Linked DNA regions of Homo sapiens: region 2 is linked to region 1. A link is an interaction called in ENCODE POLR2A ChIA-PET data of the cell type or tissue named here. Cell type or tissue: HepG2. All regions are shown on one strand. Links, peaks and the distances in the headings refer to the core of each region. The heading gives the core; the rest is flanking DNA.

What was found. ChIA-PET counts read pairs that join two places held together with the same protein. Peaks named below come from ENCODE experiments on the same cell type or tissue, not always from the same donor. Only the 100,000 strongest peaks of a DNase experiment are listed, where the experiment ranks them.
Region 2: POLR2A ChIA-PET joins it to region 1 with 6 read pairs; 2 of 35 experiments call an interaction of 5 or more read pairs at or near these places.

What each region holds. Positions count from the first base shown.
Region 1 is chr20:22,573,566-22,583,129 of GRCh38, reverse strand. FOXA2 (forkhead box A2) reads left to right here. Exons shown (of 2, transcript NM_021784.5): 2 at 1-2,132. The coding sequence ends at 1,280. LINC00261 (long intergenic non-protein coding RNA 261) reads left to right here and starts at 4,488. Exons shown (of 4, transcript NR_001558.3): 1 at 4,488-4,620. RefSeq lists enhancers at 1-525, 526-1,097, 2,774-3,729, 3,730-4,685, 4,686-5,641. In HepG2, for the core only: CTCF peaks have their summits at 898 (motif pointing left) and 8,395; DNase peaks (open chromatin) are centred at 4,459, 5,219, 5,799 and 6,724; H3K4me3 peaks cover 5,261 bases.
Region 2 is chr20:23,196,610-23,206,173 of GRCh38, reverse strand. No RefSeq gene overlaps it. Among named protein-coding and RNA genes, the nearest start is that of LINC03125, 53 kb to the right of the region's middle. In HepG2, for the core only: a CTCF peak has its summit at 5,039 (motif pointing right); a DNase peak (open chromatin) is centred at 5,023; H3K27me3 peaks cover 1,288 bases.

The DNA of each region.
Region 1 (9,564 bases), core at 568-8,567:
ACGCCGGCCTGGGGATGAACGGCATGAACACGTACATGAGCATGTCGGCGGCCGCCATGGGCAGCGGCTCGGGCAACATGAGCGCGGGCTCCATGAACATGTCGTCGTACGTGGGCGCTGGCATGAGCCCGTCCCTGGCGGGGATGTCCCCCGGCGCGGGCGCCATGGCGGGCATGGGCGGCTCGGCCGGGGCGGCCGGCGTGGCGGGCATGGGGCCGCACTTGAGTCCCAGCCTGAGCCCGCTCGGGGGGCAGGCGGCCGGGGCCATGGGCGGCCTGGCCCCCTACGCCAACATGAACTCCATGAGCCCCATGTACGGGCAGGCGGGCCTGAGCCGCGCCCGCGACCCCAAGACCTACAGGCGCAGCTACACGCACGCAAAGCCGCCCTACTCGTACATCTCGCTCATCACCATGGCCATCCAGCAGAGCCCCAACAAGATGCTGACGCTGAGCGAGATCTACCAGTGGATCATGGACCTCTTCCCCTTCTACCGGCAGAACCAGCAGCGCTGGCAGAACTCCATCCGCCACTCGCTCTCCTTCAACGACTGTTTCCTGAAGGTGCCCCGCTCGCCCGACAAGCCCGGCAAGGGCTCCTTCTGGACCCTGCACCCTGACTCGGGCAACATGTTCGAGAACGGCTGCTACCTGCGCCGCCAGAAGCGCTTCAAGTGCGAGAAGCAGCTGGCGCTGAAGGAGGCCGCAGGCGCCGCCGGCAGCGGCAAGAAGGCGGCCGCCGGAGCCCAGGCCTCACAGGCTCAACTCGGGGAGGCCGCCGGGCCGGCCTCCGAGACTCCGGCGGGCACCGAGTCGCCTCACTCGAGCGCCTCCCCGTGCCAGGAGCACAAGCGAGGGGGCCTGGGAGAGCTGAAGGGGACGCCGGCTGCGGCGCTGAGCCCCCCAGAGCCGGCGCCCTCTCCCGGGCAGCAGCAGCAGGCCGCGGCCCACCTGCTGGGCCCGCCCCACCACCCGGGCCTGCCGCCTGAGGCCCACCTGAAGCCGGAACACCACTACGCCTTCAACCACCCGTTCTCCATCAACAACCTCATGTCCTCGGAGCAGCAGCACCACCACAGCCACCACCACCACCAACCCCACAAAATGGACCTCAAGGCCTACGAACAGGTGATGCACTACCCCGGCTACGGTTCCCCCATGCCTGGCAGCTTGGCCATGGGCCCGGTCACGAACAAAACGGGCCTGGACGCCTCGCCCCTGGCCGCAGATACCTCCTACTACCAGGGGGTGTACTCCCGGCCCATTATGAACTCCTCTTAAGAAGACGACGGCTTCAGGCCCGGCTAACTCTGGCACCCCGGATCGAGGACAAGTGAGAGAGCAAGTGGGGGTCGAGACTTTGGGGAGACGGTGTTGCAGAGACGCAAGGGAGAAGAAATCCATAACACCCCCACCCCAACACCCCCAAGACAGCAGTCTTCTTCACCCGCTGCAGCCGTTCCGTCCCAAACAGAGGGCCACACAGATACCCCACGTTCTATATAAGGAGGAAAACGGGAAAGAATATAAAGTTAAAAAAAAGCCTCCGGTTTCCACTACTGTGTAGACTCCTGCTTCTTCAAGCACCTGCAGATTCTGATTTTTTTGTTGTTGTTGTTCTCCTCCATTGCTGTTGTTGCAGGGAAGTCTTACTTAAAAAAAAAAAAAAATTTTGTGAGTGACTCGGTGTAAAACCATGTAGTTTTAACAGAACCAGAGGGTTGTACTATTGTTTAAAAACAGGAAAAAAAATAATGTAAGGGTCTGTTGTAAATGACCAAGAAAAAGAAAAAAAAAGCATTCCCAATCTTGACACGGTGAAATCCAGGTCTCGGGTCCGATTAATTTATGGTTTCTGCGTGCTTTATTTATGGCTTATAAATGTGTATTCTGGCTGCAAGGGCCAGAGTTCCACAAATCTATATTAAAGTGTTATACCCGGTTTTATCCCTTGAATCTTTTCTTCCAGATTTTTCTTTTCTTTACTTGGCTTACAAAATATACAGGCTTGGAAATTATTTCAAGAAGGAGGGAGGGATACCCTGTCTGGTTGCAGGTTGTATTTTATTTTGGCCCAGGGAGTGTTGCTGTTTTCCCAACATTTTATTAATAAAATTTTCAGACATACCAAAATTGAATGAATTTTACAGTAGGCACACAGGGACCTGCTCCCGAGATTCTGCAATTAACATTTCATTATACTTGCTTTATCACATACTTGTCCATCTATCTTCACCTCCACTGGTCAATCCATCTTATTTCTCTAAATCCACTTCAAATTTGCAGATACCAGTACACATCCCCCTAAACACTAAAGCAAGCACATTATTAAATGGAACTTGTATGGTTTATGGTTACTTTTTGAATTTGGGGGTTAACTTTACACACAATGAAATACACAGATCCCAGGAAGACCATTCCAGCAGGTTTATTTTTAAAGCCAGTAGAAGATCACTCTCCACATATCACAATTTTCCACCTTGGCTGTTTGAATGTGCCCTGTTGTTGTGGTCTCTTGGGCCCCACAGCTTGCTTCTCTTGGGGGAAGCCTCAATTTCACATGTTTTTGCTGTACTTCTGATCTTGGGCCTCCCTTCAGGTCAATGAGCCTGGATCAAACTTGCAAATTTGTGGTGCAGCACTTTGCCTGTTCACCACTGTGAACAGTGGTGGAATTGGGACTCTGCCTGGATCTTCCAGCCTCCTCTGTACACAGGGTGCCACCCTTTCCCACCCTTCTCCCTGGAGCAGGTATTGTGCACAACCATGGCAGACCTTTCTAACCCAGAAAGACCTTACTAACCCAGAAATGGCGAGACACTTGGTGTAGGGAAACATTTAGAAGATCTTCTCCTGGAATTGGTTTGAAAGGGTAAGTCAGGGTAACAATCCAAGTCTGTTTTTTAAAAATAGGGTATATTTGGGAGTGAGGAGGAGGTAAGGGGTGTCTGGCCAATGGACCATGACAGTAGTGAAGATGCCACTGTCGGCAAATTTGCTCCCCATCTCCCTCCAAAACTCAAGGCTCTTGCAAATCTTCTTGTAAGTTAGGTGAGGTTGGCAATCCAGGTTTGCAGGGTCCAGGGGTTATGCAGGTATTTTGTGAGCCTTCAAGGACTCTAAAAGTATAACGAAAAATCCCAGAGTGAATTCTTATACACCATGCTGCCTCTCCCCCCAGACGACCTCGCTGGCCTAAAAGGACGGCCAACGGCAGTGAAAACCAAGGCCGACAGCGCAAAGGGGAGTCTGGTGTTGGTTTTGCCCAGGACATCTGCTGGCTGGGCGAGGGCAGGATCAGTGTCGTCGCGGGTCAGGCAGACTTGGGAGCCACTCCCGCGCGCAGTGGCTTGCGGTGGGTAAAAACACTCCGAAAGCCTGGAGGCTAGGACTTTTTGCCTCAGGTTTCTAAGCTCAGGCTCCTTTTTTCAAGATTAGATCTTTGGGCTTCTTGACCATCCTAACCTGGAGTGTTCCAGCTACGCCCCAGACCTGGAGACTGTCTTTGAGTGCTACCTTGCTGGGGTCTCTGCCACCCCATCCCCCACCCCGCCGCCTTCCCCAACAAGCCTGGCCTTCCCACGCGCTTGAGGGGGGTTTGGCATCGCCTCCGCCTCCCACCCGCCACTGCCCCCCTCCCGCCACCAAATCCCTTTCTTAACATGCCACATTGTCCCGAAGAACACAAGGAAGAGAAATTGGGGAGGGGGGGATCCGGAGGCCACAGCCAGCAATCAGGCCGTCTCTCCTCCTAGCAAGGACACACACGTCGTGAGCCCGGCCTGAAATGTGTTTCATTATCACATAAAAGGCTCCCGTGGCGAAGGAGCCGAGAGGCAGGGCCGGGGGCCGAGTGGGGGACAATGGAGGCTGAAAGCGCTGCCCTAACCTGCTATGTTTCGTATGGCACGCCCATTGTGCGAGGGTCGTTTTAAACTACTTAGCGCGCCCCCCTTCACTGATCCCGGCCGATAAGATATAGTTCTGTCCGAATACATAAAAAGGATGTCGGGGAGCAGGCGCTTTCGGAGGCTTTTCTGTGCTTCTTGTGTCTTTCACGCCCCCCTCCCGCTTAAATCCCTCCCCTAGCCCGGGTTCCGAGATAACGAGCTCACAAATCGCCACTGCGCGCTTTCCCCAACTCTACTCATTGTGGGGTGCAGAGACTCTCCCCCCTCCTTTTTTTCCTTTTTTCCCCACGCTTTCCGCGCGCCGGTTTAAGCAACCATGATCTGTGAATAAACAAAGTCTGTAAACAACCGAAAAAAACATTCTAGATCCGAATTCCAGGAGGGTAAACTTTCCATGCCACGTCACACTTCAGCAAATTTGCACAGATATTATATTGCCTCCCCCCTCCTTTATTATTCTTTTTTTTTTTTTTTTGCCAGGATCCCATTGTACTTAACTGAATTTTATAACGCTGATCGATATCTTGGTAAAATATTCATTTTTAAACTAGCGGGCAGTGAAATCTTTGCTTTGTGTGCTAAAGTCAACAGTCGCTTGGTTTGAGCTCAAATAAATGCGGGGATGCCTCGGCTCGGAGCAGTCGGCCTCCTCCCTCCGCGAGCTGGACGCTCCGCAGCCCGCCCGCCAGCCGGCCCGCCGGCCGCCGCAGGTAGGGAGCGCGCCCACCCGGGGACCGCGCCCGGCTCCCCTCCTCAGCGTCCGCACCCCACTCCTGTCCGCTCACCGCCCCTCCCCCAGCCAGTCCTTCTCCCTTCCAGGGCTCGGACGCCCGGGCGGGCTTGGCTGGTGGTAAGCTCAGCCAACTGAGACTCAAGGCGTTGGGTTTTTTTGCAGGGGGTTCGGAAAGTGCATGACTTGGAAGGATGAGGGGTCGTAGAGTTGCAAACTCAGACCGCTTAGGCTCTGAGCTCAGTTAGAGGAGTTTGGTAGGGCCCCGAGGAAGCCACACAGGCCCCTCGAGCGGCTCGGGTCTGGGGATTCGATCTGAGAGCAGCATGTTTCCAGAGAACAGTGGAGGGTGGGGTGTGGGGAACCCCCTTGGCCCCAGAATCTAGTGTGGGGGTCAGCAGAAAATGATGTGCGTGGTGCATGGGAGTTTGAAGAGGCTGAGGCCGGAGCATGGTGACGCCCTCCCCTTGGCGCGCAGGGGTTCGAGTCCAGTCTCAACTCTTTCTCGGACACAGGCAGGCCGAGGAGACGATGGGGATCGTCATCAAGCAGCAGCAGGGGAGGGGCCGCGCCTTTCTAAGAGGCGAGTGAACCTTAGCTCTGGCTGCAGGAAGCGGCTGGTGGCCTTTTGCGCACAGCCGTGCTTGGCGGCAGGCAGGTTGGGGAGCCTCTGGGGTTACGAGCTGGGTCCAGGAGAGAAAGTCAGAAAGCAGACGCAGGGCCATTTATCATCGCATTCTCCCTGCAACCCAGTCGCCGATTTCCCCCCTTCCACGGGCAGGAGCACGCTCGCGCGTGCCGGGCTTGCCCTCGGGAATTCCGGAGGACGCGAGTTTGTAGGACCCAACAGAACCAGCCGCGTCTTTCCGCCGCCTGCGGAAAGGCGTGGACCTCGGAAAAATAGTAGTTCTGCTGCTGCCCCTTGAAACCTCATAAAGTTGTATTTCCCCAGGTGTCTACCAGCGCCCCCCCCCAATCCCTGCCCCCACGCCAGATCCACATTCTCTCTGGGGTCTTTTCTTTAAACGCCTGGGTAGCAGGCACTGTGAGAGGCCCGTGCCTGGCTGGGTTACTTTGGGTCTTTGGTCTGATGCGACAGGGAACTGGCACATGGAAATTGCCCACCACCCCCGACCGGAAAGCTTTTCCCATCTGCGCCGCAGTCACCAGACTTCGAACCCAAGTGGGCAGAAATCTGTTTCGTTGTTCAGCAGGGTCAGTGTTATGTAGTCACCTTCCTGTGTGGGGACCCTTGGTGGCCCCTCCTCTCCTTCCCTGGTGCCTTGGGCTGTGCGCCCGTGTCCACCGCACCCGAAGCCTGCTGGGGAGCGCGCCCGCCGCCCTCCGAGCCCCGGCTCGCCTCGGGTGGCTGGTTATCTTCGCTGAACATGATGGGACGCCTGCAGGACACACGGCAAGGCTAATCGTTTTTAAATAATTAATGCCTCCCGTTCCGCTGGTAATGCGCGGCGTCGAATCCTTCAATTACTTGTCATTAGACGGGTGTCGCCCCACGGCCTTCCCTCGGGCCTTTGATGGCCCCGGGTCCCCTCGCCCAGGCCACTCCGCAACCTAATTCAAAGGTGCCGTGCCTTTGAGAGCCGGGTACGGAGTAGCCATGACCCTTAATTCAGTGCGAGTTTTGAAAGAAAGACCCTCGCTGAAGAGATGTAATCTTCCAAATGGCCAATTTAAACGCCCAATCTTTATCGCCCGCCTTCTCCCCAGCTTCATAAAGAGAAGCCGCTCCTCAATGCTTTGGGGGCCTTTTAATGTGGGAGGGGGGCGGGAAGAAGCAAGAGATAAGGCTCAATATGGCATAGAAGGAGGCGTTAGCCCTAGGAGGTACCTGAAGTTACCTGGGGGCAACGCGTTTTCTTCGGGGCAGTGCATGCTTCTACACATCCGGGGGTCTGGAGGTGGCCCTGGCTTGGAGGGAGGGGTGGCCGAGATGAGATCTGGAATGTGCAGACACCAGTTATGTTTCAAAAGAGCAGCAAGGCCTTTTCTGACTATGCACCTTCACCCCGCAAGAGAGCGCAGGAAAGGAAACATTTTCCTCCCAAACACCATGAACCTGGAGTTGCAAGCAGCCCGTTCTGGCTTATGTCCGCAAAGTCGTAGGCATCAAGTCCTGCCATACAGAATAGACCACCTCCACCCCCACGCACACCCTAGTGCCATTAGCTCCAGTTTGCTGTCCCTGCTGTAGCAAAAGAACAAGATTTCAGACCTGAAATCCTACTGGGTGGGGGACAGCATGGACACCAGCCCTGGAGGCAGCACCATGGCAACCAGGCCAGCCAGGGGTTGTCGAGTAAAATGTAAAACTTTGAAACATACAAACAGAAAAAAATAATCAATCCCCAAAATTTGCGACTTGACTTAATTACACTTCTTGCTCTTTCCTTCCCAGTCAAATGTTCTTTTTACAGTAAATAAAGACTCAAGGGTCTAGGGATCTTATCTTTATCTTTCCCCTTCTGAGCAAAAACAATGCACTGTATCTTCAACCTTCCTTAAATGCGAAGACATCTCCACTCTAGGCTTTATAGTTAACTTTAGATCAGAAATTTACTGTAGCCGCTATCCCCAGCTTTCCTCTGAGAAGAGGTAAAAGGAGATGGGGGATGGAGAGACAAGATAGTGAGAATCTATTTTAACAATGGATGGAAAAAGGATGAAGGCCTGTGACCCACACCCTACCCCCGCCAGGGTCCTGGGCTGTTCTTTAGGTCTTCAGCTCCACACACGTGGCCTTTCTAGAGCAAATCACCCTGATTGGGATTTTTTGAAAAATTCTTTTTTGATGAGAGGCACCGGATGTGGGCAGGATGTTACAGGCACCCCCAGAGACAAGCAAACAAAAATAGCGTTGAATGGATGAATGTCCTCAGCGGAGCTCAGCAGGGTCCCCAGCTCCCAGCAGGCCTCTTCTCCCTTTAACAAAACTCCCAGGGAGTTCCCTACCCTGGAGCACTCCAGGGGGTGCCTCGGAAGCCTAAATCCTGGGCCATCTTCCCCATTCTGTTCACAGCCTTCCTGCCCACTCTCTTATCCCTTTTCTCCTTTCTTCTCTAAAACAATCATGTGTGTCCCCAGTTGCCCCCTCCCGCTATTGTATTTGTTGATGACCTAACACGCTCACACCAAAAGCCACACACAGAAAACCAACAACGTGGGATGGGAGGAGAGACCAATTATGACTGAGGCTAACAAGCAGGGAACACCCAAGTTGAGGCCGGCTGTCTCCTGGGAGACTGATGGAGGCTTATTTTACAAGCTGTAATTCCGTGGCAGTCCCTCTTGCTAGACTGGAGGTGATGCCTATTCTCCCCTCCCCCTCAGTCCCTGCACCCTTGGGGCCTAGTCCAGATCATTTGTATCCTCTGCAGAAGAAGCTGCCACCTTGTGCTAAAGTACCACTCATGAAAAGGTAGAGAGGACAGGGAGTTTTTACAAGCATACCTTCACACCAGTGTGCTTATTTTTTACGTTAGTTGCTGTTTGTCAGAGCTCTGAGCTCACTGCCAACATTCACATGGACTGGTCAGATGTCATTGTCACCACTCCCCCCGCCCCCCGCAGGTTCACATTAAAAAGCATTGACTTACTTGTCCTCAATCTCTCTCTAAAGAAGGGGTGATATTTCACTGTTAGATAACACAACTGATAGCTGGGAGTGCTAAAAGAAGCAACAAATTAAGTTACATTCATTCATGCAAAGCTAGAGGTCTCACTTCCCACCAGGGCAAGTGCCTGGGGTTTAACCCTCTCTTGTTAATCAGAGGCAGCAATATTCCCAGCAGTGTCAGGAGATGATGCTGGCAATACTATACTTTCTTGACTTAAACATCATTAAATTTATTGAGAGAGAATATTTCAGCCTCACAAACATATGTGTAAGGGAAAAATACTGGCGTGTAATGCAGCATTATAACTTTGTGACGAGAATTGTTTACTGTTTTTTAGTTCTACTTGCTTATGTGGTTCAATCTCTGCTTCTTTAAATGGTTGGGTCCTAGTTTATTTTTTAATCAGTAAATCAGCTTTCCCATTGTTTCAATGATTTGAAAATAATAAGACACAGGTCCAAAAATAAGCAGGGATGTTTTTGAACTAGGGTTGGTAATGATCTGAGCAAATAAAAATAGGATTGCATGCATGTGAATTTTGACTTGGTATTTAATGAAAAATATAATCTCAATTTATTATTCCTTCTATTTTTATAAAGCAGAAGTAATTATATATTGAATTTTGTTGGGAAATTGTTGCTTACTGAAAGGAAAGCATATATATAATTCCTAACTTGAATTCATGAATGTTAAAAGTGCTTTATTTGAAAACATAAAACAATCTTTGGAAGTATTTGGAGGAGAGGGCTTGGAAGGCACTAAGGCCTGAGGTAGATAGCTGGATAATCGAAAAGGACAGATGATGATTAGATGACGTTTTCAGTGAAGGAATAGGGTGAGGTTCCAGGGCAGGAGCTGGGTTATAGAGAGCTTCATATGGAAATCAGAAGCATCTTTAGCAAAAAAGTCAAGATATCAACATGTGCACCCTTCAGTATAAAATATAAAGCTCTGATCAAGCTTTTTGCCTGCTTTACCTCCACAAACCCATTTTAAGTTTCAAATAAAGGAGATCAATTTCACTATATATTTTTCATTTGTTCTGTGATTCTGAGCTACATTAATTGGGGCAGTTCACACACAGAAAGAAGTTGTAACTTCAACAAATCTATCCCCTGCTAGTTGAGAAAATCCTCTCTAGAAAAGAGAGACTTTTCCTTCAGAAAAGTTAGTCAATTTATAGGCAGAAACTTTGTTTTACCATTTTAGTGTTTTCAGTGGCCTTCATGCTCCCATCCACGTCCTGCCCTCTCTTATTTTGAATGGAAACTCTAGTCAATCCAATCACA
Region 2 (9,564 bases), core at 592-8,591, 620 kb before region 1:
ATATTTCCCCATTTTACAGGTGTGACAACTGAAGGCCAGAGGTTAGAGGGCTCTGATGGCATCATGCAATCTGCCCATGGCAGAGGTGGATTCGGAATCAGGCTCCTGCACCTGGTCAGGGCTCTCGCACTGCTTCCCTGCTTCCCTTTATCACAGTTCTGCTCAGGGCCCAGGCCCCGGGCCACCCCGGGAGGTGCTGGGACAGTCAGGGTGGCCATTTCCTCTACAGCTTCTCCACGCAGTCAGGCACGGATCCTCTTGCTTAGTGAGCTGGCGAGCACAGAACGGAAAGCAAACAGGCAGCTCAGCCAAGTGAATAAAATGAGGCCCGGGGACTGGGGATTGTTCATTTACAGGATGACAAGTCTGGGCTGCCAGAGCCTGGGCGTCACTCTCAGCTGTGAGAGCAATGCCCAGAGCCGGAGCTCAATGTTGCCAAATCCCATGGTCGCAACTTCAATATGAGGAGCAGCTGGGCCATGCATTTTGAATGCTTTGGAAATCCAAGTTTCTCCTGCAAGGAGGCAAGGAAGTTGCAGAGAATAAGTAAAGTTGTCTAAGAATGACCTAGTGACCATCTTTCATAAAAAGAAAATGAGAATTGTGCCTGCAAAAGGCTTGCTGTTTAATCTAGGAGGTTTATTAGCATATAAAAGGAGGTTTATGCGATGTTTGTATTCAGACTTAGCTCTGCCTCTGTAAGCACCCAGGAGCCCAGAGAACAGCACCTGGCAGGCACCAGCTGTGCTGGAAAGGCCTTCCATTTGAGACAAACTGCTCTTGGATACAGAGCCCCGGGAGAGCAAGGATTTAGGGCGGCCTGTGCCAGTGTGCCCTGCAGCAGTGCTTCTCACGCCTGCATGTACACATGCTTCGCCCTGAGGTCTTGTTAAAATGCAGATTCTGATTCTGGGAGTCTGGGGTGGAGCGTGAGATTCTGAATTCTAACTAACTGACGTGTGTCCTTGATGTTTTGCTCCCTGAACCACATTTTGGGGAAAAAGACTCTATAGAAAACCACTTAGGACACTTATCAGGCACATGGCTAGTAGCTTGAGTATCAAGTAGTCCCGGGTCTGGATTCCTAGGAGGGGCAGGGAGGAGAGGAAAAGCAGGTTGCCGTGAAAGCACTGGGTTGGGTCCTTTCTCTTTGCAGTGTCAGAATAGGGTCAAATAAGAACAAATCAGGACTTAGCTATAGAGACTTTACTGGAAAAGATCACTGCTGCGCCGAAAGACCATTTCAATATGGGAAAGGCACAGACGACAGGATCTGCAAGTGTCTCCCAAATCAGGCAGGGAGAAAAGAGTTTTCTTTGAAAGGGAAGAGTAAAGCAAGGCTGGAAAGAATTGGTGTGGGGAAGTGGGACCCGCAGGTGGTCTAGAAGGACAATTGATGAGGAAACTGACAGCCAGTTCTCTTCATGTCGGGAGGGAACATCAAGGAGGGGCCGTCCACATTCTGATGCTGGCTTAGGCTGAGGGTGCGTCTGGGGGAAGGAGAGAAACTTAACCAAAGTTTGGTTAATTCAAATGAGAAGATATCTTGTCCAGATTGGTCACTGTGGCAGGCAATTCAGCTAATCATTTATGAGGCAAAGAATGGAAATGGTGGTGAGTCTGTGACTGTGTGTTACGGGTAAACGAGGAGTCATCCATGCGTCTTATCCGAGCCACATGGGGAAGGGTAGGCTTCGGCAGTAAGCCATTTCCAGGAACAGGAGGGTGGGGGTTTTCTTACGTGTCCGTGTTTTCCAAGGTCTCAGGCTTAGGTAAAGTTGAACATTGCTGCTGCCTGTCATATGCCACCACTTTTGTTATTTGTCATTCCTGTCAATGTACAGTTTTCAACAAGTTAAAAAAGACTCATACAAATATAGAATGAACCCAAGTCAGATATTTCACTCAGCTCATCAGTGAAGAAATAAGATGATAAAGTTGATTCAGAAAGAAATAGAACAGGTTTTAGTCTACCAGAAAAGACTTCTTGAAGTGTTTGCTGACTTACAGGTAACACTGGTTGGTTAATGTCCTGCAGGGCAATAAAACTGTAATCTTTAGCATTATTTTCCTACAGGACAGAAATGATATGCATTTCTCCTAGACAAGTTCTCTAAAATATCATGTGATCTCAGTGTATAGCCTCAAATAATAGTAACTGGCAGGTCAAACACAGGTGCATTTCCCTAGATAATTAAATAATCCTTATGTGGCCTTAGTAAATATGGCCCCAGTATTGTAATAAAACATTGCGCCACCCACTTTGGGGCCTTATTTCCATATTTTAAATACTTTTTCTTAACATCCCTAAGAATTTATATAAGGCCTGATTATGAGTCGGCCTGTTGAAGGCATATTCAGGTCATAACCTTATTCCAGACAAGCATTCCAATCAGGAGAACAGAACTTAGGGGATGGTCTTTTTATAACCATTGGCAGGAGGGTAGTGATAATGTTTTGTTGTTTGGTATCCCAGGATTTTCCATTATTTTGGCAAACTTTAAAAGATTAAGAGGGAGGAAAAGAACCTGTTTCTATTAACATCACCCCACAGACCAAAAACAGTTTAGTAAGTTTCAAAACAAAAATATTTTCCTGAGGGATGAACAATGCAAGCTACCAGCAACCTAGTGTGTCAAGGCTCTGCTGCAAAGTGTTGCCAAACAGCTATTATTAGTTCTTCCAGACCCAGAGCCCTTGTTTGCACGCCCAGATGAGGCCACATTTCCTAAAACCATCAAAACCTGCTTTAATTAGCCTGTTAATAGAAACTTGTTGTGAGCCCAGTTACTCCTTGCATCCAATCTTTGCCTCCAATCTCAGTTAATTCAGTTGAACATCACGTATCAGGAGGAACCCAGTGATTCTGTTAATAAAAATAAGCTGACTTATCAAGGTTTTAACAATCAGAGTGAAAAACAGGAATCATTTAGTAATCCTTCCAGCTCAAATGTGAACAACATGATGTTTGTTCTCTGCAAACCCTTGGTGCTCTAAACAATTTAATTGCCCATGTTATTTATAGAGAAAGTGTTTTTTGGAAATGGATGCCAGATAAGCATGCTCCCCTGAGTAGCTGAGTTCAGCACTCCTCTAGGGATGGAGGATGTACACGCAGGGTTCCATTACCCAAAGAAGACCAGTGCAGCAAAGGTGAACCAAGAATGCAGGCTTTGCATGGTAACGGGACAGAGGAAGATGAGGTGGGTGGGGAGGGAGGAAGAGAGTGTTTTTAGCTGCATCTTTTGCTTGTTAATCCTCACTAGTGCATTATTTTTTTCTTCATGACACTGATCATTATCTGACATTCAATATATTTTGCTTTCTGTTTATTTGCTGTCTGTCTCTCCTTACCCCACCCTCCACCCCCAACTAGAATGTCACCTCCCTCCATCAGGGCACTTTTTTTTGTTAGAACCGTGCCTGACACATAGCAGGCACTGTTAAAGGTAGAATAAAACTGTAGAGATGGATGTCTTAAATGTAACATTTTATTTGGGATGTGAGAATTGCAATGCAAGGCATACATGTAGATGGGGTAGTCTTCAGTATGATGTCCAAAGACAAAGAGGAGGTAGGAGGCTTTATAAAAAGGTAAAATGTTAGATTTTTTTTCTAGAATGTTCTTTGACAAGAGTAAAGTTTTGGGGAGCTGGCAGGCTCTGCTTGGTGAGTGATGGCAGTGGGTAAAACTAGTCTTAGAGTCATGTCAGGGTGTTTTAGTAGCCATGAGATATAGGTTATAGGCAGTTTCCGCAGCCAGGCTTGCAGACAATTACATTTTTGGAGCAATGTTTTGTGCCCTGAGTGCATTCCCCTAGGCCTCTTGAGTCTGTTTAAGTCAGATGTGACAAGAATGATCCAATTTTTATGATCAACTCCCACAGCCTCAATACATACTGGCTGAATAATAATGATGAATGAGAAGAAAGGATGAGTGAAGCCAAGTGCTCAGGAGAGGAGCTTAGAGTGGCAGTCACCAGGAAATCACAGATGTCAGGGATGGACAGAAATCCTGGGGAAGCTGCGGGACTTGGGGTTTGAGTTGATATCTGGGCTGTACATTTAGGGAGCTGCTTTATTGAAAAGGGAAACTATTTATATGCCTAAGACCAGCACCCCCCAGTTCTCCCCACATGCATCCAGAGGCCTGTCCTGTCTTCTCTGTTCCACTCTGGTTAGAAGCCCACCGCTCACCCCTCTGTCTCCTACATCGGAGAGCCGGGAGCTCTCTGAAGTTCCACGCTGCTGTTACTTGGCCTTCATGCCTTCCCCTGCCTGTAGCAACCTTCCCCCCGCCTCATCTGCTTTAGAGGAACTCCTAAAGTTCAACTAAGGCTGAACTCTTTAAGCCTCCAAAGCCCGACTGGGAGTCACCCTTTGACCCCTCCTGAGCAGCTAGCACATCCCCTTCATGCTGACCTACAGTTTGTGTCTTTGTCTATTGTTACTACTCTGAGCTGGAACAGTTCCACCAAACTACTCAAGAAAACCCTGGATGCCACTTATTGAGCACCTGATCTGTTCTAAGTCCTTGAAATTCGGTCTCATTTGATTTTCAGAACAGCCCCAAGAGATAGCAGCTTATCATTCAACAGATGGAGAAAATGGAGTTCAAGGGAGATTGAAATTTACCTATGACAGTGACACAACTCACATGTAGCACAGTGGGATCAGAGGGTGTGTCTGACCCCAAAGACCATGCCAGTTAACAACACAACAGCACTAAGTTACACTTCCATCCATCTCGCCAACTGTTGGGATCATTGTCATAAAGAGCAGCCCCTATTCCATGATTCCATGGCTTCTTCCCCCACCTATTCTTGTCGGATGTTGGCTCTGTAAAATTCCCTCCAGAATTTCTGGCAGGTTTAGGAGGGAAGCTCACATGTGCTCATGGACTTGTCAAATTCCATGGGCTGTCACTGCTTCCTGCCACACCCCCACTGGGTAGACGGGGTCCCTGAGGCTGCTCCGAGCTCCCTGTGGCATGTCCGGGTTGGGTCCTGGCTGTCGGGTCCTTGCTCTCCACCAGGTGTCATGCTTCTCCTTCCAGGTGCTGTTCCGATACCCAGCCTGCCATCTCTGGAGGAAGCCCGCCACTCCTCAGCCTCCCTGGGAGGCCAGATCTCAAACTGTGATTGCTACACCCTAATGATTTATAGTAAAGCAGCCTTTTCTCTTCTATCACCTTGCTGCAGACATCCATAGGGCTTAGACATGAATCACTGGGGGCTGTACTGGACCATCCCAGTGTTGATGTTGTGTTGAACTGGGAGCTCCTTTCCCCTCCAATGGCTGAGGTTTGGTCCCTGAGTATGTTCATGGGGACCAGATGCCCTGCCCTTGAGAACGGCCCCCATTGTGCACCTGGCTGCTCGGACTTACATCATCGTGGCTTCAGTGCACGGCAGAAGGGGCTTTTCACTGTGTACGTCGGTATCGGGTAGATTTCTATCATGGGGTGGCTGGCCTGGCCACCAAATTCCACAGCCTCAAGCGCAGCCACCACTGCGCACTTACTCCACCCTGTTGCCCTGCACGCGGCTGTGGACCAGTCCTCCCATCATCTTAGTACGTTGCACAGCACCATCCTCACCACACATTTGCTGAGCAGAAGTGTGAATGAAGGCAGAAGTGTGAATGAAGGCAGAAGTGTGAATGAAAGCAGAAGTGTGAATGAAGACGTCTAAATTGCATGCCTGGTAGTTTTTTTTACTGGGTCTAAAATTGAGGTTTATTTTACTTTCAATGTGTTTTTTATTTAAAAAAAGATTCTGCTCAATTTTTCTGTGAAACTAAAACTCCTCTAAAATAGTCTATAAAAATGTAGAGATTGTGTGTAGATGATGAATTAAAAACAAACAAACAAACCGGTGCTTTGCTGAGCTGCTCTGCAGTCTAAGCAGAGGTCATAACATGGCTACAGGTTTCACTCCAACAAATACAAACAAGCAAAAACATCAATTTGTTAGTCAATCAATAACCATTCAATCAGGGGTTCACCCAGAACCTTTGGGGTTGGGTCCTGGGACTGTACAAACCTCATGTGGTCACACAACTGTCTATATCAAAAGGAACATACATTTATTTTCAATTGATTTCTAACTTAATTGCAGAGTGATCAGAGAGCATAGGAAACCTGTTCTTTGGTGTTTGTGAAGCTCTGCTCTGGGGCCTCACAGGTAGTCCATTTGTATTAGACTTCTGGGCTGGCTTTGAGGAAGCAGACAAGGTATCCCAATGCTCTCAGGTTGTTGTTTGGAAACTCACACCTTTCTCTGGGACTCCTTGCCCACGGAGATCCTCAGCATCCTCCCCTCTCGTATTCCCTTTCCCCTTGCAAGCACAACCTTGGGAAGGACTCAGCTTGCAGGTCATGCATAGCTTCTTTGAAGTCATATGGTAGACAGAGTTATCCCCAGATCAAACTGCTGTGAAGAAAACCATTATCAAGACAAAATTTAAAATGCCCCGGTGGGGCTGTCGGTGTCCTGTGCCATGCTGGATTGAGAAGCAGCCTGCTTGGAATTGTCAGCCCAGTTGGGTGGCAGTGGTCTGGTAGGTAAGAACAGTTGTTGTAAATTCCTGGGGTTTGTGCTGCTTCTTACTCTTCACAAAGCATTCTGCATTCATCTGCTTCTTGGTTCCTCATGACAAGTCTGTGAAGTCTGCATTATCTTGCCTTAGGAATCAGGGATTTCCACCCCTGTGGCCTCTGTTCCATTCACCAGCATCCTTCTGTGACCCAGATGTAAAAGTATCACACAGAGGTGCAAGAGATCGGGGTTCTGATCACAGGCTGCATGTTAAACTTCCTGCCTGACCCTGGGTAAGTCTTTTACAGATTTTTCTTCTTCATCTGAAAATTGCAGCGGTTGGATCAAATCCATGATTTTTCAGATGAAATCTTCTTCACATATAAAATAAACGGCTTTGACTGAAGGAGGAATGGGCCTGGAGTCCTCTCTGTCTTCCCTCTGGCCTCCCTGTCTTCTGTAAAATCCTCTCAGCCACTGCTATAACCCCTAGGGCTCACTGGAAATGTTGACCTCATGATATGTAGGTGTTTGTTTACCTTAGCATTATGTGACATTTTATTTATCTGTAAAAGCAAAAAGATTGGATTCAGTTGTCTCCAAGGATGAGCTGTGATTTAACCCCAGGTTTGCAGGGATGAATGAATGATCTGCCACCTCTTGCTGATTAAAGGCTTTATCTTCTCCATCCAGTGGAAGCAGTTTCCTGCATGGGAACTAAGAGAGGTCACATATGGGTGGTGAGCTTTTTTGAACATTGGGGCTGCCTCCTCTGGTTCTTGGGGAGATTCTGCTTCCTGCAGCATCAACTTAGAGATAGCTTTGCTTTCATGCCACAGATCCTCTCCTCGGGTACCAAGCAGAGATAGAGTTCCCCATGAGGAGATCCCGTTACATGCTTGGCCACACATTTCTTTTGAAATGTCGCTGGGGAAGAAAAGCTCTCACCAAAATTACTTCCTTTCCTTAGGAAAGATTGTTTTTAATCATAATTTAAAGATTCATGGGCAGAACTCTGTTTCTGTGCAAGATGGAGTAACAGGGACTGGATTTATATTCCCACCTGAAAACAAAACAAAACAAAACAAAACCAAAAAGCTAGACCAAATACATAAAATGACAGTTTCAAGACAAGGAGCATCAGGCAATGGAGGACAGGGAGCCCTGAGAGACAGGGAAGAAATGAGGCAACTCATATGATTGCCCCAGTTACTGCTTTGAGAGTTTCCAGGCAAGAGTAAGGACAGTCTGTTTAACAAATGGCACTGGAAAGGTGGGTTTTTGTTTACCTTAGCATTATGTGACACTTTATTTCTCTGTAAAAGCAAAAAGAATACATACAAGGAAGGAGAAGCCAGCTGGAGCCTGGCAGACTCTGAGTTGAAGACACAGAGTGGAGAGTCCAGGGAGAACCCACTGACTAGAACTGATAGGATGAGTACCAAAGAGGAGACACGTGCATGGAGACAGTGGGCAAGAGAGCTCTGAAGATATGCCGAGGGTCCCCCTCAAATATTCAGCAAATTGTTAATGGGTTCTGTTGAAGGCTGGGGAAAGAAGCATCTGAAAGATTTAGATTGAGCAATGCCCCAAGCTTACTCAGAGCTGTGAATAGTGCCTGTTCTTACCAAGATGGAAAAATCCCATAAAGTTAATTGGTATATATTTTTTGGAGAAATGTCTGCTCAAGTCCTTTGCTAATGTTTTAATCCGGTTGTTTTCGTTTTCATTTTTTTCAGTTGTGAAATCTGTAGAAATTCTGGCTATTAATCTCTTATTGGATATATGGATTTGCAAATATTTTCTTCCATTTTGTGGATTGCTTTTACTCTGTTGACAGTGTCCTTTGGTGCACAACATTTTTAAATTTTGAAGTATTCCAATTTATCGATTTTTTCTTTTGTCGTTTGTGCTTTTACTGCTATATCCATAAATCATTGCCAAATCCAATGATGTGAAGGTTTCCTCTATGTTTTCTTCTAAGAGTTTTATAGTTTTAGTAATTACATTTAGGTCTTTAATCCATTTTGAGTTAATTTTTGTATATAGTTAAGGTAGGGGTTCAACTTCGTTCTTTTACATGTGAATATTGTGTTTTTCCAGTGCCATTTGTTAAAAAGACTGTCCTTACCCTTGTTGAATGGTTTTGGTACCCTCATTCAAAATTATTTGACCATATATGTGAGAATTTAAACCTGAACTCTGTATTCTATCCCATTATTCTGTATGTCTGTCTTTATGTAAGTACAATGTTTTGATTACTGTAGTTTGTTTTTTCAACTTTTATTTTAGATTCAGGGGTACATGTACAGATTTTTTACCTGGTTCTATTGTGTGATGCTGAGGTTTGGGGTATGGTAAATGATCCCATCACCCAGGTACTGAGAATAGCACTCATAAGTTACTTTCTTAACCCGTACCCACCTCTCCCCTTTCTCTAGTAGTCCCCAGTGTCTATTGTTGCTGTCTTTATATCCATGAGGTCCTGATATTTACATCCCACTTATAAATGAAAACATGCAGTATTTGGTTTTCAGTGTCTGTGTTAATTTACTTAGGATAATGGCCTCCAGCTGCATCCATATTGCTGCAAAGGACATGATTTCATTCTTTTTACTGGCTGTGTAGTATTCTATGATGTATATGTACCATATTTTCTTTATCCAATCCACTGTTGATTGGAACCTAGGTTGATTCTATATCTTTGCTCTTGTGCATAGTGCTCCAATGAACAAGTGTGTGTGTGTGTGTGTGTGTGTGTGCGTGTGTCTCTTATTGGTGGAACAATTAGCTTTCTTTTGGGTATATACCCAGTAATGGGATTGCTGGGTCCAATGGCAGTTCTATTTTAAGTTCTTTGAGAAATCTCTAGACTGCTTTCCACAGTGGCTGAACTAATTGACATCCCCACCAACAGTGTATAGGTGCTCCCTTTTCTCTGTAGCCTCACCAGCATCTGATATTTTTTTTGACTTTTTTTTTTTTAGAAAGAGTTTTGCTCTGTTGCCCAGGCTGGCATGCAGTG